Linked DNA regions of Homo sapiens: region 1 is linked to region 2. A link is an interaction called in ENCODE POLR2A ChIA-PET data of the cell type or tissue named here. Cell type or tissue: PC-9. All regions are shown on one strand. Links, peaks and the distances in the headings refer to the core of each region. The heading gives the core; the rest is flanking DNA.

What was found. Peaks named below come from ENCODE experiments on the same cell type or tissue, not always from the same donor. Only the 100,000 strongest peaks of a DNase experiment are listed, where the experiment ranks them.
Region 1: POLR2A ChIA-PET joins it to region 2 with 8 read pairs; 2 of 35 experiments call an interaction of 5 or more read pairs at or near these places.

Annotation. Positions count from the first base shown.
Region 1 is chr20:43,499,674-43,504,548 of GRCh38, forward strand. No RefSeq gene overlaps it. Among named protein-coding and RNA genes, the nearest start is that of L3MBTL1, 5.6 kb to the right of the region's middle. In PC-9, for the core only: no CTCF peak of the experiment used is centred there; no DNase peak of the experiment used is centred there; H3K27me3 peaks cover 2,394 bases.
Region 2 is chr20:43,743,695-43,749,606 of GRCh38, forward strand. All of the region lies in intron 1 of LOC101927200 (a long non-coding RNA gene), which reads left to right. Among named protein-coding and RNA genes, the nearest start is that of GTSF1L, 20 kb to the left of the region's middle. RefSeq lists an enhancer at 1,975-2,794. In PC-9, for the core only: no CTCF peak of the experiment used is centred there; a DNase peak (open chromatin) is centred at 2,837; H3K27ac peaks cover 1,356 bases.

The DNA.
Region 1 (4,875 bases), core at 853-4,852, 240 kb before region 2:
AGTGGATGCCATAATTTTTACCTTGTAGGATGCTGGATATCTTTGTATTTCCAAATATTCTTAAGCTTTTTACCTGGGATGTGATTAACATAATTGAAACTAGTTTGACTCTCTCTTGGGTCTTATTTTAAAACTTTGTCTTTTTAAACTTTTAAACTAAGACCAGAGTGGTGTTTTGTGTAGGCTTCATGTTTCCCCACTAGCAAGCACTCAGAACTCTCCCTGATTGCCTGTGAGTTATGAGGTTTTCCACTTGGGTGGTGGAAGCTATAGGAATTGTTGTCTTTAACCCTTTCAGCCTGTTCTTTCCTCAGGCTCAGGTATTTATGTCACACATGTGCTGATTAGTACTTAACTGAATACTCAAGGCCAGGGCTGTCTGCAGTTCTCCAGCATTTTCTCTTACATCGCTTTCCTTTCTGGTACTCTTTCCTGTTGACTCTAGCTGTCTTGCCCTCACTGGACTTCCAGCTCCATCTCCTCAATTCAGTGAGCCTGCTAGGCTCCACCTGGATTGCCCCAGCTGCTAATATTTCTCCAGCAATCATGGGGATCGCCTTGATTATTTCTCATCTTTCAAGAATTTCTATTCTACCAGCCTAGGCAACATAAAATAATTTTTAAAAATAGCAGGGTGTGGGCCAGGCGCAGTGGTTCACATCTGTAATCCCAGCACTTTGGGAGGCCGAGGTGGGTGGATCACAAGGTCAGGAGTTCAAGACTAGCCTGACCAACATAGTGAAACCCAGTTTCTCCTCAAAATACAAAAATTAGCTGGGCGTGGTGGCGGGCACCTGTAATCCCAGCTACTTGGGAGGCTGAGGCAGAGAATTGCTTGAACCCGGGAGGCAGAGGTTGCAGTAAGCCGAGATCGCACCACTGCACTCCAGTTTGGGCGACAGAGCAAGACTCCGTCTCAAAAACAACGCCAACAACAACAACAAAATAGCTGGGTGTGGTGGCAATTGCCTGTAGTCCCAGCTGCTTGGGAGGCTGAGATGTGAGGATCACTTGAGCCCAGGAGGTCAACGCTGCAGTGAGCTATGATCGTGCTACTGGACTTTAGCCTGGGTAACAAAGTGAGACTGTCTCTGATATGGTTTGGCTGTGCCCCCACCCAAAATCTCATCTTAAATTGTAATCCCCATTATCCCCACAGTCCCCATGTGTCAAGGGAGAGGGGGAGGTAATTAAATCATGGGGGTGGTTTCCTCCATGCTGTTCTTGTGATAGTGAGTAAATTTTCATGAGATCTGATTTTTTTTTTTTTTTTTTTTTTTGAGACAGAGTCTCACTCTGTCACCCAGGCTGGAGTGCAGTGGCGTGATCTCGGCTCACTGCAAGCTCCACCTCCCGGGTTCACGCCATTCTCCTGCCTCAGCCTCCCTAGTAGCTGGGACTACAGGTGCCCGCCACCACGCCCAGCTAATTTTTTTGTATTTTTATAGAGATGGGGTTTCACCGTGTTAGCCAGGATGATCTTGAGCTCCTGACCTTGTGATCCGCCTGTCTCGGCCTCCCAAAGGGCTGGGATTACAGGTGTGAGCCACCGCGCCTGGCCTGATCTGATGGTTTTATAAGAGGCTCTTACCCCTTTACTGGGCACTTCTCCTTCCTGACACCTTGTGAAGAAGGTGCCTTGCTTCCTTCCCCTTTGCCTTCCACTATGATTGTAAGTTTCCTGAGGCTTCCCCAGCCATGCTGAACTGTGAGTCAATTAAGCCTCTTTCCTTTACAAATTACCCAGTCTTGCCAGGCACGATGGCTCACACCTGTAATCCCAACACTTTGGGAGGCCAAGGCGGGTGGATCACTAGGTCAAGAGTTTGAGACCAGCCTAGCCAACATGGTGAAACTCCATCTCTACTAAGAATACAAAAATTAGCCAGGCATGGTGGTGTGTGCCTGTAATCCCAGCTACTCGGGAGGCTGAGGCAGGAGAATTGCTTGAAATCGGGAGGCAGAGGTTGCAGTGAGCTGAGATCGTGCCACTGCACTCCAGCCTAGGTGACAGAGCAAGAGTCCATCTCAGGCAACAAAAATAAATAAATAAATTACCCAGTCTTGGGTTTGTCTTCATAGCAGTGTGAAAATGGACTAATACAGTCTCTAAATACAAAAGAAAGAAGAATATATCTTTTGTTGCCTGGTGGTCAGTGTCTTGAGAAACATTTGCTATATGATTTCCCTTTTCTCGGTTGTTTCAGTAGAAAGAGTAAATCTAGTCCCTGTTATTCCAACCTGGCCAGAAGCTGAAGTTCTTGGCCCCAACAGTCTTTTTTTTTTTAGATGGAGTCTCACTCTGTTGCCCAGGCTGGAGTGCAATGGCACTATTTCAGCTCACTGTAACCTCTGCCTCATGGGTTCAAGTGATTCTCCTGCCTCAGCCTCCTGAGTAGCTGGGATTACAGGTGCCCGCCACCACACCCAGCTGATTTTTGTATTTTTGGTAGAGACGGGGTTTCGCCATGTTAGTCAGGCTGGTCTCAAACTCCTGACCTCACGATCCGCCCTCCTGGTCCTCCCAAAATCCTGGGATTACAGGTGTGAGCCACCACGCCTGGCCGACCCCCACGGTTTTTTTAAATGAGTGGCTACTTTTACATATACTAGTCACTTTAATCAGTTTATCTCTGTATATGGTAAAACTATTAAGGTGACTATTAATTCTAGGCACTTTGTAAGAGGTCCTTCCACCACTACCTTTCATCTTGTTTTCCATAGCAGCTGCACTTACATTCCCACCAAAAGCGCACAAGGGTTCGTTTCTCCAAATCCTTGTGTAATTCCCATTCCTTTTAAAATAGTTTTAACATATTTGCTTTCGTTTTTTGTTCTTGTTTTTGAGAGACAAGGTCTTGCTGTGTTGTCCAGTCTGGTCTTGAACTCCTGGCCTCAAGTGATTCTCCTGCCTTGGCCTCCGAAAGTGCTAGGATTACAGGCAGGAGCCACTGCACCCAGCCCACATTTATTTTACAATCTCTTTATAAATTATGCTATTGTCTCAAGTTATTGTGGGTGCTAATTTTCCTGTTTATTAGGTCGCTGATGGTTAAATATGGTAGATCGTTTCCTTGACTACTTTATGTTTTTCTGTTGTGAGCATTCCATTTGGCTTGGGTTGTAACGATGTCTCTACAGAGAAGTTGTGCATGGATATTACTTGCCCAGGACCAATTTTTGCACTGCTTTCTTAGCTGAAGCTATCAATACCAGGAGGGCAGCACAAATCCCTACAAATCTAATCTACAAATAGGGTTCCCAAATCCATTCACAGTGTAGGCTTACAGTTTTGATTTTCCATGGTTGACTTGCCCTGATCCTCACTTCTATGCATCCCAGGCAGAGACAAGCTTCCTTTCTATTTCTCTGGACTGTTGTACTGAACAGTTTCTAGAACTCTCTTCAATGAATATATAGTCTGGGAGGAGTATCCAGTCTTTTTTTTTTTTTTTCCTCCTTAAGACAGCGCCTCACTCGGTTGCCCAGGCTGGAGTGCAGTGGGGCGAACATGGCTCATTACAAGCTTAAGTGATCCTCCTGCCTCAGCCTTCCAAGTAGCTGGGACCATAGGAATGTCACCACACCCGGCTGATCTTTTTATGTTTTGTAGAGACATGGTCTCACTTTGTTGCCCAGGCTGGTCTCGAATTCCTGGGCTCAAGCTATCTTCCCACCTCAGCATCTCAAAGTGCTGGGATTACAGGTGTGAGCCACCACACCCGGCCCCCCAGTCTTTATACATGGGCTTCAGTTCCAACTCTCAGGGCCACATGGACCCAAGGTTCCATCTCCCATCATTACATGTGTAGTAAAACCCAAGTCTCTAGCAGCTGGGTCCTGTCTGTATCCAACAACCACCTCCAGGACAAGAGAGACATCAGGCCACATCTTATTGCTCTGGTTCCCTTTTTGTTTTTGACTCCTGAGGATTTCCTCTTACACGTTCAGCAATGAATTTACTTTTTTTTTTTTGAAACGGAGTCTTGCTCTGTCACCCAGGCTGGAGCGCAGTGGCAGAATCTCAGCTCACTGCAAGCTCTGCCTCCCGGGTTCATGCCATTCTCCTGTCTCAGCCTCCTGAGTAGCTGGGACTACAGGCGCCCGCCACCACGCCCGGCTAATATTTTTATAATTATAGTAGAGACAGGGTTTCACCGTGTTAGCCAGAATAGTCTCAAGCTCTTGACCTCGTGATCCACCCGCCTCGGCCTCCCAAAATGCTGGGATTACAGGCATGAACCACCGCGCCCGGCCAGCAATGAATTTACTTTCTTTCCCTGTGTGCTTGCTTGCTTCCTTTCTTGTAATATAATAGGCAGGGTTTTCTGGTGTTTGTGTTAGAAAAGGTTCCCAGCCAGGCGCGGTGGCTCATGCCTGTAATCCTAGCACTTTGGGACGCCAACGCAGGAGGATCCCTTGAGCTTAGGAGTTTGAGACCAGCCTGGACAACACAGGGAGACCCTGTCTCTATTTTATGTAACTACATTTAAAAGATAAAAATAAAAAAAGTTTTTAAAACGTTCCATACTAGCTCAGTCTGACGTTGGAACCAGAAGTGTTTTTATACATAAAGGGCACATCCTGATGATTTCCCTAAAAATCTGCAGACAGTCTCAATGGTGAATGAAACTCTATTGTAGGAACAGAATGGTGTGGGCTGCTTAGAAACAACAGTTTTCTTTTGTTTGTTTGTTTTACATACAGGGTCTTGTTCTATTGCCCAGGTTGGAGTGCAGTGGTATGATCACAGCTCACTGCAGCCTTGACTTCCTGGGCTCAAGCAATCCTCCCATCTCAGCCTCCCAAGTAGCCAGGACTATAGGCATGTGCCATCACACCCAACTAATTTTTAATTTTTTTGTAGAGACTGGA
Region 2 (5,912 bases), core at 964-4,963:
TAGCCTGGAATGGTGGCGTGCGCCTATAGTCACAGCTACTCAGGAGGCTGAGGCAGGAGAATGGCTTGTACGCGGAAGGCGGAGGCTGCAGCAGGTTTTCTGTGTTTTTAGTTTCCTAAGCTTGGCTTGGCACAGCACACACAAAGCCATGGGGACCCAGAGCTTGTGACTTACACCGTGAAGCACAGGGTGGGGAAGAATGAGTGACAGTGAAGAATGTTCCCTTGCCCAAAAGGAGATGATTCGGAAAAGAGCAGATGGAGGAGGTGTGGTTAGGGATAGGAGTTACTGGGTCCCCAAGAATGAGTCCAGCACCCCATCCCTCAGAGGATAGAAACCCATGTTAAGGTTGTAGGGATCCCGGAAGACTCACAGAGAAGCCCACTTTGGTGGAGCAGCAGTGGCAAAGGGAGGTGTTGGAATGCAGTGGCCTCAGGACAGCCTCCTGGGGATCTGGGATCCTGCACAGTGTGAGGGAGCAGATTAGAGTTCTCACACCCCTGGAGAGAGCGTGCACGTAGCTGGGGTGGATGACTGTCCTGGGGGGGCTCAGGCTCCCAGGAATGGGTGATCAGGGACCATGGCAGACCTATAGTCACCTCTGCAGAGGCAGTGGGGACTGGGGTGACTCAGACTCCAGCGAGGTCAGCGAGGAACCCTCCCAGCCAGGCGACTCACCCCAGATGCTGGAGTGGTAGGTAAGCCCCTCCCCACACCAGCTGCACCACCTCTGGGTGGAGTGTGTGTGTGTGTGTGTGTGTGTGTGTATGCATGCCGGATGCGTGTCTGAAATCTGAATTCAGTGAGTGTTTACCTAAAGAACAGTGGAGTGAAGTGGCTGCTGTACTTCATGTTTGCAACTGTTTCCCACCTTCAGTGGAAATGGGAGCTTAAAAGCTCAGATAAGCCGGGGCGATGGCTCATGCCTGTAATTCCAGCACTTTGGGAGGCCAAGGTGGGTGGGTCACTTGAGGTCAGGAGTTTGAGACCAGCCTGGCCAACATGGTGAAACCCTGTCTCTACTAAAAATACAAAAATTAGCTGGGAGCGGTGGCTCGTGCCTGTAGTCCCAGCTACTCGGGAGGCTGAGACAGGAGAATCACTTGAACCTGGGAGGCAGAGGTTGCAGTTAGCTGAGATCACACCACTGCGCTTCAGCCTGGGCAACAGAGTGACCAAAAAAAAAAAAAAAATCAAAAACTCAGATAAATTAAATATGCAGAAATAGAGAAAGTAATAGGTTTTTATCCCTGAAGATATAGTCTGGGAAATTTATACTCATTCCATAGTATTTATACGAGTATTTTTACTCATTCCTTGTATTGCTTGAAGTTCCAGCGAAGAACAGAATCCTACTCAGATGGATTTCATGGACTATTATGGAGAGGTGGGCGGGGCAAAGAGCCCCAACCAAGGCTGCAGAGGCTCCCAGGCACCAGCAGCAAGGGGAAGCCTGCCGGGGTGGGGTAGGGGATTATGCTGTTGAAGTCCATTGACAGCTGGAGACAGAAAGTAGAACCACCCAGCAAGAGCTGGGGTTGAGGGACTAAGCCACTGCCCAGAATGAGACCTGAAGAAGGAAGGAAGCAGGAAGAAATATCCCTACTTCTCTCTCTCCTCCCAGCATCCGAAACCTGGAAGCCAGCCAGCAACGATGTGTGGGTGATGCAGTCCACAGGGGCCAACCTTCCAGGGCCCACGGCAGGGTGGAAAGATGGGTGGAGGGGGGCTTGAGTTAAAGAACAGATGGGGAAACTGAAGCCCAGACAGGGTAAGGACTTGCCTAAGGTCATTTAGCAATTGAAGGGCACCATGAGGACTCAGCCCCTGACTTCCTTCTTCTCATAGGAGGGCTTCCTGCTCAACACCGTGCTTTATTGCCTGCACACACAGCTGCGTGGTCGCTTCTCATTTTCAGACTTTGTTGTAAAAAGAAGTCGGAAAATGCAAACATTGTATGAAGAAGAAAAGAATGTGTTGGCGTCTAGTCTTCCAGGCTGCCTCTCTGTGTGTGGACACATATTGATTTATTTTAATGTTCTTAATTTTAGATTCGGGGGGGGTGTGTGGGCAGGTTTGTTCCGTGGGTATATATTGTGTGATATGGGTTTGGGCTTCTGTTAATACCCAAACAGCGAACATAGGACCCGATAGGTAATTTTTCAACCCCTGCCCCTCTCCTTCCCTCCTTGCTTTTTATTTATTTTGGAGACAGGGTCTTGCTCTGTCTCCCAGGCTGGAGTGCAGTGGCACGGTCTCAGCCCACTGCAACCTCCGCCTCCTGGGTTCAAGCGATTCTTGTGCTTCAGCCTCCGGAGTAGCTGGGACTACAGGCGTGACCACCACTCCCGGCTAAGTTTTGTATTTTTAGTAGAGATGAGGTTTCATCACGCTGGCCAGGCTGGTCTTGAAGTGACCTCAGGTGATCCACCTGCCTTGGCCTCCCAAAGTGCTGGGATTACAGTCGAGAGTCACCACCGTGCCCGACTCCTCCTTGCTTTTAGAGTCCCCAGTGTCTTTTGTTCCCAAATGTGTGGACACACATTTAGTAAAAATGGGAGTGGGCTTTGTAAACCTAAAAGTATTTGAGACAGGCCTCAATCAATTGAGAAGTTTATTTTGCCGAAGTTAAGGACATGCCCAGAAGAACAGAACACAGAATCACAGAAACAGTCTGTGCCTTTCTACAAAGATGATTTTGAGGGTGTCAGTACTTAAAGGGGAAAAGCAGGCTGGAGGGAAACGAGGGAGGGTGTGGTCATATTACTGAATTCACATGTTGCAAGAGAAAAGGAGTAGATGGGGGACTCGTCAATTATGTATTCATCTAGCACTCAGTAAATTGGCACTTTAAGTAAGATAAGGTGAACCAGAGTAATTGGAGATATCTGGCCTTTTATCTCTACCTATCTGCTTAGGCACAAAAGGGAAGGCGTTTTCTTGCATGACTCAGCTTTCAGCTTAATTTTTTTCCTTTGGGTAGAGTGAATTGGAGTCCCAAGTTTTATTTTCCTTTCACAGTTTAGGAAGTCGGGAGAGGTGGGTTCGCCTGGGAACTCATAGTGAGACCTGCACTCTGAATTCCTTGGAAGACAGAGGAGAAAAATGAAGGGAAAAAAAAAAGGTGGGGAGGTGGTGGAGGGAGAGAGGGAATGGTTGGTGCTTTGGCCAAGCCTGAGTTTCCCCAGCTGCTCCTTGTTTAGGCAGGAGAGACAGGCAAACTGCAGAGCACTTGTGAGTTCCCATGGGAGCCCCTGCGCCCTGTGGGTCTGTTTCAGCATTGTCCTCCGTGCTGGGGATATCCCAGCTCCCAGCTTCCTGGAAGGCTGTCGTGTTAACCACGTTAACACTTTGTGTGGGGCTCAGCACTTGTGGAGTGCCCGTTTAGTTCTTAGAGTCGCCCTGTGCAGGGCCAGGTAATGCCTACCACGTCCTAAAATGCACTGCGTGCCCCACTGTGCCCCACTGGAGGTATGTGAGTGACATTTCATGGTGTTTTGGTGGACAGTTTTAATTTCAGTAATTACATATTGATATGGTTTGGGTTTGTGTCCCTGCCCAAATCTCATGTCAAATTGGAGGAGGGCTCTAGTGGGAGGTGGTTGGATCGTGGACGTGGATTTCCCCCTTGCGTTCTCGTGGTAGGGAGTGAGTGCTCATGCGATCTGATGGTTTAAAAGTGTGCGGCACTTCCCCCTTCATGCGCTCTCTCTCCGGCTCTGCCATTGTGAAGATGTGCCTGCTTCCCCTCTGCCTTCTGCCATGATTGTAAGTTTCCTGAGGCCTTTCAGCCATGCTTCCTGTACAGTCTGGGCAACTGTGAGTCAATTAAACCTCTTTTCTGTCTTTCTTTCTTTCTTTTTTTTTTTTTTTTAGACAGAGTTTCGCTCTTGTTGCCCAGGCTGGAGTGCAATGGCACAATCTGGGGTCACTGCAACCTCCGCCTCTCGGGTTCAAGTGATTCTCCTGCGTCAGCCTCCCGAGTAGCTGGGATTACAGGCATGCGCCACCACGCCTGGCTAATTTATTTTTATTTTTTTTTATTTTTAGTAGAGACAGGGTTTCTCCATGTTGGTCAGGCTGGTCTGGAACTCCCGAGCTCAGGTGATCCGCCCACGTCGGCCCCCTAAAGTGCTGAGATTACAGGCGTGAGCCACTACGCCTGGCCTAAACCTCTTTTCTTTATAAATTACCCAGTCTCAGGTAGTTCTTTATAGCAGTGTGAGAATGGACTAATACACATGTGTTTTAATGCATCTTAGCGGGGCTGATCATAAACATATTTGACAACTGAATGGCACAGGCATCAACGAATCAGAACGGATGCTAGCAGTAAATAGCCATGAATGTCTCTGGGACTCATAACTGAACTGAAAGGGGCTCAATTTTCCCCACCCGCCTGGTGATTGGGGTGCTCATAGTCCCCCAAGAGTGGGTTCCTGCTGTTTTCACCCCACCATCCTGGCCTCCAGAAATCCACTCTGAGCTTTGAGCTTCCATACAGGGAGCTCAGGGGAGGGTAGGGAAGAAGAAAGGAGCGTGGGGGTGGGGGGAGGGCTGCTGCCTGGAGCTGCCTCTCACACAGGACCCCCTGGATGGTCACTCTGTTTCTGGGATATTTAACCCCTGAAACTGTCCCCTGAGCAGCTGTGTCACCCCTGACCTGCTGCTCAGTGTCACCCCCTCTTTTATTTTAAGAAACAGAGTCTTACTCTGTTGCCCAGGCAGGAGTGCAGTGGTGCAATCATAGCTAACTACAGCCTCAAACTCCTGAGCTTAAGCAATCCTCCTGCCTTAAGCAACCCTCCTGAGTAGCTGGGACTACAGATGCATGCCACCATGCCTGGCTAATTTTTAAATGATATTTTGTAGAGACAAGATGTTGCTATGTTGCTCAGGCTGGTCTCAGATTTCTGGGCTCAACCAATCCTCTTGCCTTGACCTCCCAAAGTGTTGGGATTATAGGCGTGAGCCACTGCGCCTAGCCTCATCTCTCCTGTTTTCATGTGTGCCTTTGTAAATTACTTGTATTTCACTGGTTACTTTTTGTTTCTATAACATGTTTTATTGTGACACATAAAATGCAGGAAAAAATGCATAAAGCTCATATGTGCAGGTTAACACAGGACTGTAAAAATATCCTACACAAAGAAGGAGAACTGGGTTCCCTGGGGCCCCCACCATCTCTTCCCATGACAGCCTCCTGATCCCCAGAGAAAAGCACTATCTTTTTTTTTTTTTTTTTTGAGATGGAGTCTCTCTCTGCCGCCCAGGCTGGAGTGCAGTGGCACAGTCTCAGCTCACTGTAACCTCTGCCTCCCGGGTTCAAGCGATTCTTCTGCCTCAGCCTCCCGAGTAGCTGGGACTACAGGCGTGCACCACTACACTGGGCTAATTTTTGTATTTTTAGTAGAGACAGGGTTTCACCATGTTGGTCAGGCAGGTCTCAATATTCTGACCTCAAGTGATCCGCCCACCTCGGCCTCCCAAAGTGCTGGGATTTACAGGCGTGAGCCACTGTGCCTGGCTATCCTAATTTTTATAACGCTAATTTCTTTGCTGTTCTTTATAGTTTCACCACTTAGGAAAGCCCTTGTTTGTTTTGTTTGTAAAATGACAGTCTTTTTATTTATGAAAATCTTGGTAATCCTGGTTTTGTTTTCATCCCCTCCCCACCATGTCCCCTCCTCTCCCCCAGCCCACCATTTATGGCAAGTGAAATCCACCTCTGTTTACTGTGGGTATTCATTTCTCTCTTAACATGAATTATAATACATAAATACGTTTATTAAAAATTTTTTTTTGAGACAGGGTCTCGCTCTGTTGCCCAAGTTGAAGTGCAGTGGGTGATCATAGCTCCCTGCAGCCTCCAACTCTTGGGCTCAAGCGATCCATCCTCCTGCCTCAGCCTT